Regions from separate parts of the Mus musculus genome. Here region 1 is linked to region 2. Evidence: chromatin loops called from intact Hi-C (ENCODE). Cell type or tissue: heart. All regions are shown on one strand. Each heading gives the region's core, and the rest is flanking DNA. Links, peaks and the distances in the headings are about the cores only.

Region 1 (2,907 bases), core at 99-2,598, 74 kb before region 2:
TTATCAAGGAATCTTGTTTGCTTGAACTTAGAAAACATAACAGAATCTGATTACTAACGATCTCCTGCATTGCCCCAATCTGTTGCAAGCCACTATCACTTTTTGCCTGGACTAATGTAAGTTTCCTAACTGACCCCTGCTTCTGTCCTGTTCCAACAATCTATAGTGATTACTTCAATCTAAATGTCATAAAACTGAGCAAAAATTTAATACTGCCAGCCAGGATCAGCTTCCTTGCTATGATACTTAGTATACAATAGATACATAAGATATTGGCACTGAGAGACCTGAGCAAAGAATGTAAGAGCATTTTGTATGTTGTTGGGGGAGAGCAGTTAAATTATATTCATACAACTGAATATTACTCAGCTGTTAAAAACATCATGAAATTTGCAGGCAAATGGATGGAGTTAGAAAAAAAATATCATTCCAAGTAAGGTAACCCAGACCCAGAAAGATAAATATAATATGTATTTGTTTATAGGGGGTATTAGCCGTTAAGTAAATGATAACCAAGCTACAATCTATAGACCCAAAGAGATTAGGTAGATCCAAAGAGGAAACCAGGAAGGTTTGGGGGGTGGTGTGCACTGAGATCTTCCTAGGAGGGGGATATCGAATAAAGTTTACAAGTGGACTGGAGATGAGTGGGTATGGGAGGGGGGACTAAGGAAGGAGGAGATGGAATGGAGAGAGAGTACAAGGAGAAAGGGTTGAAACTGGGGGGTATTTTGGAGATGGTGTGAAAACCTAGTGCAGTGGAAACTTCCTGGAATCTAGGAAGGTGATCCTAATGAGGTCTCCTAGTAATGGGGAATACAGTTTCAACTGGCCATCTCTTGTCATCAGGGGAGGCTTCCAGTGATGGAATTATGTTGCATTCAACTGAGTTGTTAGCCAAGGGGGATCCTATGGAAATTCCCAAACAACCCAGGCTGTTGCTAAGACAGAAAGTTGTTTTCCAGAAATTGATAGCAGAGCCCCATTGCTGAGAATAATACCCACACAACTCACTGAAGATGGAGAAGTCAAATTGAGCAGACATGGAACTTTTACCCATACATTCTAGTCTCTTTGTTGTGGGAAGGTACTCTGCAGGGTATCGAAAGAGAAACATGGACACCAACCTAGCCACAAAACCTTTGACCTACATCTGTCCTGCTTGCAAAATATGTTAGGGCAATGATAGCACAGAATTTATGGGAGTAGCCAACCAATATCTGATTTGACTTAAGGCCTACTCCACAAGAAGGAACCCATACCCAACACTGTTTGGGTAACCAAGAACCAGAGACTAGATGGCCCAGAGACCGTAAGTAAAACCAAGCACTACTGGTCTAAAAAATAATAAGTACAATGATTCCTAATGATGTTCTTCTATATTCATAGATCAGTGCCTTCCTTATCCAACCATCACAGAGGCTTCCTCTGGCAATAGATGGGAACAGATGCAGAGACACACAACCAGACATTATGTGAAAAGAGAGAGAGAAAGTCTAAAATGTAGGTCTCTGTCAAACCTTCCCCTCAGAACTCAGAGAATCACTTGGAAGAGGAGGCAGAAAGATTGTAAGAGCCAGAGGTGATGGAAGACACCAGAACAAGGTCTTCTGAATCAACTAAGCAAGGTGTATATAAGCTCACAGAAACTAAAGCAGAAAGCACAAGGCCTACAAAGGTCTACTTTAAGTACTATGTGTATATAGTATTTTTATGGATTCCTGACTGTGGGAACAAGTGAGTCTCTGACTCTTGTATCTGGTCTTGGGACTCTTTTCCTGTTGGGTTGCTATGTCCAACTTTCAATATTAAAGTTTTTGCTTCATCTTATATTTTATTTTGTCATCTTTGGCTGTTATCTCTTAGAAGCCTGTTCTTTTCTAATGAGAGACAGAAAGGGAGTGGATCTGGAGGGGAGGAGAGGTGGGGAAGATCTGGGGAGAGTAGAGGGAGAGGAAAGTATAATCAGGATATATTATATGAGAAAAGAATCTATTTTCAATAAAAGAAAAATAATTAACTAATCAATAAAAATAATAAACCAAACCATTGATCTTCTCTAAGCCTAGAAATATAATCTCCAAGCACATGGTAAGTTCACAAGATTAACTCACAGTAGGGGATAATAAGGAGTAGGGAGTGTTGTAACATGTAAATCTTTGTGTATTACTTATTGATCCTAGCAGGAGGAAAGGAGACTATTGTAAGTCAAGGGAGAACACCAACTTGCAGCCTGGCTGAGCTGTGATTAAAAACTTCAGCAAAACTGTAGTGGAGGCTCTCCAGCTTAGAGAAGCAAAGACAAAAGGGGAAGCTGATGCAGATGAGAAGACACAGGTAATTTGCAGCTAGGCCTTTTCATGGCTTTGAATATCATAAATTAAAATTTAAATTCCTTTTGTTGGCAAGGAAGAAGACAAAAGATTTTCAAGCAGCTGTGTAGTGGAAGGTCTATTTTACAAAGACACGAAGACAGTCATGATGAAAGGTAAATATGTTTTGTTGCACTGTAGCAAATGGAATTGGAAAGGGGAGCAATCAAGGGCAGAGAGAAGCAGCTACTTAACATCCCAGAAAAGAGAAGATGAAACTAAACAGACCTGACTTTTTCTTTTCTAAGCTGAAATATATTTTCTAATAAAGATGTTAGTGTCAACCTACAGACAATATTTACTTATTTAGTTTATGTGGGTGCTTTGTTTGCATGTCTGTAGCACATCAGAAGAGGGCACTGGATTCCATGGGACTTTGGTTACAGATAGCTGTGAGCTGACATGTGGGTGCTGGGAAGTGAACCCAGGACCTTTGGAAGGGCAGCCAGTGCTCTAATCACTGAGCCATCTCTCCAGCCTCTACAGACAATATTTAAAGCCAGGATTGGTGAGGGAAATCTCTAGAAAGCCAAGG
Region 2 (2,907 bases), core at 149-2,648:
GGGAGGGCGGAGACCGTTCCAACTTCTTTTCCGCAGCCCCGTGGGGGGAAAAAAAGGCCAAATCTTGAGGCGAGACTTGAAACAAATCCCCCCGCGAATTTGCCAATGGGTGGAGTGTCGACAAGCGACTGGAGGGCTCGAACCTGGCGCAGACTAAACAATCCGTCACGCACAAGGCTCTGCAAATCTGCAGGGGCTCCCCCGCCTCTCCCCCATACAGCTCTGAGAATGCACTTTGCTCTGGGCAGCACTGCCATGCAGACAGACACACACATGCATGCCCGAAAGAAAAAAAAAAAAAAAAAAAACTCCAGCGAGTGTCTCGGGGGGAGGGAGGTGTCCTCCCTAGTACTGAGGAGCACTGGCCGCCCCTCCGTCAGAAAGACACCCCGTACACGCGACCCCCTGCTTGGGGCGGGCGGCAACTCTGACAAGCCAAGAAGCTAGAGTGGTCACGGTCCCTTGCGGGAAGGGGGAGGGGGCGCAGCGGTCGCCCCAGCCGCGTTCTTTGTACGCACCGCCACCCCCCAAATCTCCAAAGCCCCCCGCCAGCTGCGCCCTTACCTTCCTCGGCGGCGGCTGCATGATGCTGAAGGGACATCAATCCTCCGCCCACCCCTGACGGCGGCGTTTAAAGGACTGTGAGGGTGAGGAGGGTTGGAGAAAATGGGGCGGCCCAGCAAGCCAGGGCGCGCGCTTGTGTGTGTGTGAAAGGAGAGCCTGGGAAGGAGAAGGAAGAGGAATCGGCCCGGAGGCTGCGAGGCAGGCGAGCGGCAGGAGCAGCCGGGTCGCAGCGAGTGTGGAGAGAAGGAGGAGCGCCGGGAAGGCCTGGGGCCCGGGCGGCCCGGGGGGTGTGTGAGGGAAGGAGGCGGAGACGGCCAGGGGGCGGGGGCCGCCGGGGGGGGGGGGCTCGCGGCTCGCCGGGCGGCTGAGGAGGAGCGGCCGCGTCGTCCGCGCTCGCCGCCTGCCGCGGCCCGGCTGCAGCTGGCTGACGCGGCGGCCCCCCACCCACTCGGGCAGCCCGGCCCTCGCGGTGCCCAACGCCCCCGCCCGGCCCGGGAAGGAGGAAGGCGGCGCCACGCTCCCCTGTTAGAGCTCCGCCAACCACTCAGGCCGCGGGAATTTCCGGCCCCTGGCGCGCGCCACAGCGCCCCGCTCCGGCTGCAGAGGGGATGCGCTCCCGGCCACACCGCCTGCTTCAGAGTGGAGGGGGGGAGGTTAGCCAGGCCGCGCCACGGGGCTCCGGATCTCGGTGTGAGAAAGGGGGAAACTTCACGGATTGTTCGGCCGAGGGGAACGGTGGGGACGGGAACGGGACTCGAGAACTACCCCAGTTCTCTCCGACGATGGAACGTTCCGGACGCTTCCCGTCCTCCCTCCCCCCACACCGAGCAGGCAGCTGGGGGCTTCCCGCGCGCCTTCCCGCCAGCCCGCTGGGGCGCGCGACTCCTCCGGGAGCGCGCACGTGGGAGGGAGAGGACTCTGCTCCGACGCACGCGCACAGGCCGCCCCCGCCTCCCGCCTGCATCTGCGGCTGCACAGTTTGTGTGGGAATTTGGCAGGAGTCGAGGGGGGCTAGGCTCATAGTGGGATTGTTTGCAATAAGGAAGGAGGTACCTAAGAGGATTCGGGATTTTGCTTTCTCTCAGTCCCTCAGCGTACCCTCCCTCCTAGTCAGCTAAACGTGCACTGAGAAATTTAGCATGAACAAGTCCTTTTACAACTAGCCGCAGGTGCCAGACCTATGCCATTGGAGGACAGGTGAAATAACCTAAAATTGCCAGGCAAAGGAATGGATGCCCTATTCCAGAGTACTTAGCCAGACCTCGTGGAGTCAACTGAGGAAAAGAATGAAAATCTCTTGAATCGGTCACTCCCATATCACAGATAGGAAGGCTGGTGTCCGCAGAGAATTGGAGCCATTCTCAAGGTCACATGGCATGCCTAGAATCCCAAGGGCTGAGTGTGAGGAGGGGTATCTTGCTTGGTGTTAGGGCGCATGCCTAGCAGCCAGAGAGGCCCTGAGTTCATCACTAGCATGGCAGAGGAAAGGATTAGGTGAGATTAAGAACCATAGGGAGACAGCAAGGGCCATGGAGGAAGCCTCTGAAGGAAGCCCTTGTCTGGAAGGGAGGACTTCTAGGTCAACTCACTTTGCCTGTCCTGAACTACTTGAATAAACTCAACCTCATCTGGCAATGACAATGCTCTTTCTCCTCAGGGTCCTATCAGGCACCTTCTCACTCTGTCCAGACCACCCAAGGAGTATCAGGCTCCCTTTGGGTTGCTTGGAATAGTAGAAAACCTTCTTCCTCGTTCCTAGGCACTATTTTTGAGCCACAGCTCCACAGGCAGCCACAGTGTGAGCTGGATCTCCCCCCTCCCCCACTTCATTCAGTACTTGCAGTCCCAGATAGCTGTTCTCAGAAACTCAGTTCAGGCCAAAAAGGAAGTCCATGAGACTGGACTAGACCAGGATGACTTACTTACCAGATAACCTACTGGCTCTGTGACCAGAAGATGAACTCCTACCCAGGTGTTTTATGTTGAGTTAACCTACATGCTAACAGATGAGATGAGGAGTCAAGAGTTGAGAGCTGTGTATAAATTACAAAGCCTACTCTACTGTTTCTGGTTTCCTTGAAGCCATCCATTTGCCACCAGTGTCCTCATTCAGATCAAGGAAGGCCTGGGGCAAGGGAAGAGTGGATGGGAACCCAGAGTCCTGACCTCCTCTGAAGCACAACCACTAGAGGTCGGGAGGTGGCCCTATTCTCAGCCTCACCACTGTCAGATGGTCAATACTGAACAAACATTCACTGATTCCTTCATTGGTAAAATATTTGCTGCCACCCTGCTTTATGTGAAGCTTACACCAAACACTAGGGTATGGAAGTGAGCAAGGCA

Evidence for each region. A loop is a pair of places that touch in the nucleus more often than their neighbours do. Peaks named below come from ENCODE experiments on the same cell type or tissue, not always from the same donor. Only the 100,000 strongest peaks of a DNase experiment are listed, where the experiment ranks them.
Region 1: a loop joins it to region 2, with 2.0 times the contacts of the local background. A loop is called at or near these places in 2 of 42 quality-filtered maps.

What each region holds. Positions count from the first base shown.
Region 1 is chr7:101,180,763-101,183,669 of GRCm38, reverse strand. All of the region lies in intron 4 of Fchsd2 (FCH and double SH3 domains 2), which reads right to left. Among named protein-coding and RNA genes, the nearest start is that of Fchsd2, 73 kb to the right of the region's middle. In heart, for the core only: no CTCF peak of the experiment used is centred there; no DNase peak of the experiment used is centred there.
Region 2 is chr7:101,106,697-101,109,603 of GRCm38, reverse strand. It overlaps Fchsd2 (FCH and double SH3 domains 2), which reads right to left and starts at 829. Exons shown (of 20, transcript NM_001146010.1): 1 at 565-829. The coding sequence starts at 585. In heart, for the core only: a CTCF peak has its summit at 1,169; DNase peaks (open chromatin) are centred at 1,193, 1,993 and 2,313; H3K4me3 peaks cover 2,214 bases; H3K27ac peaks cover 2,269 bases.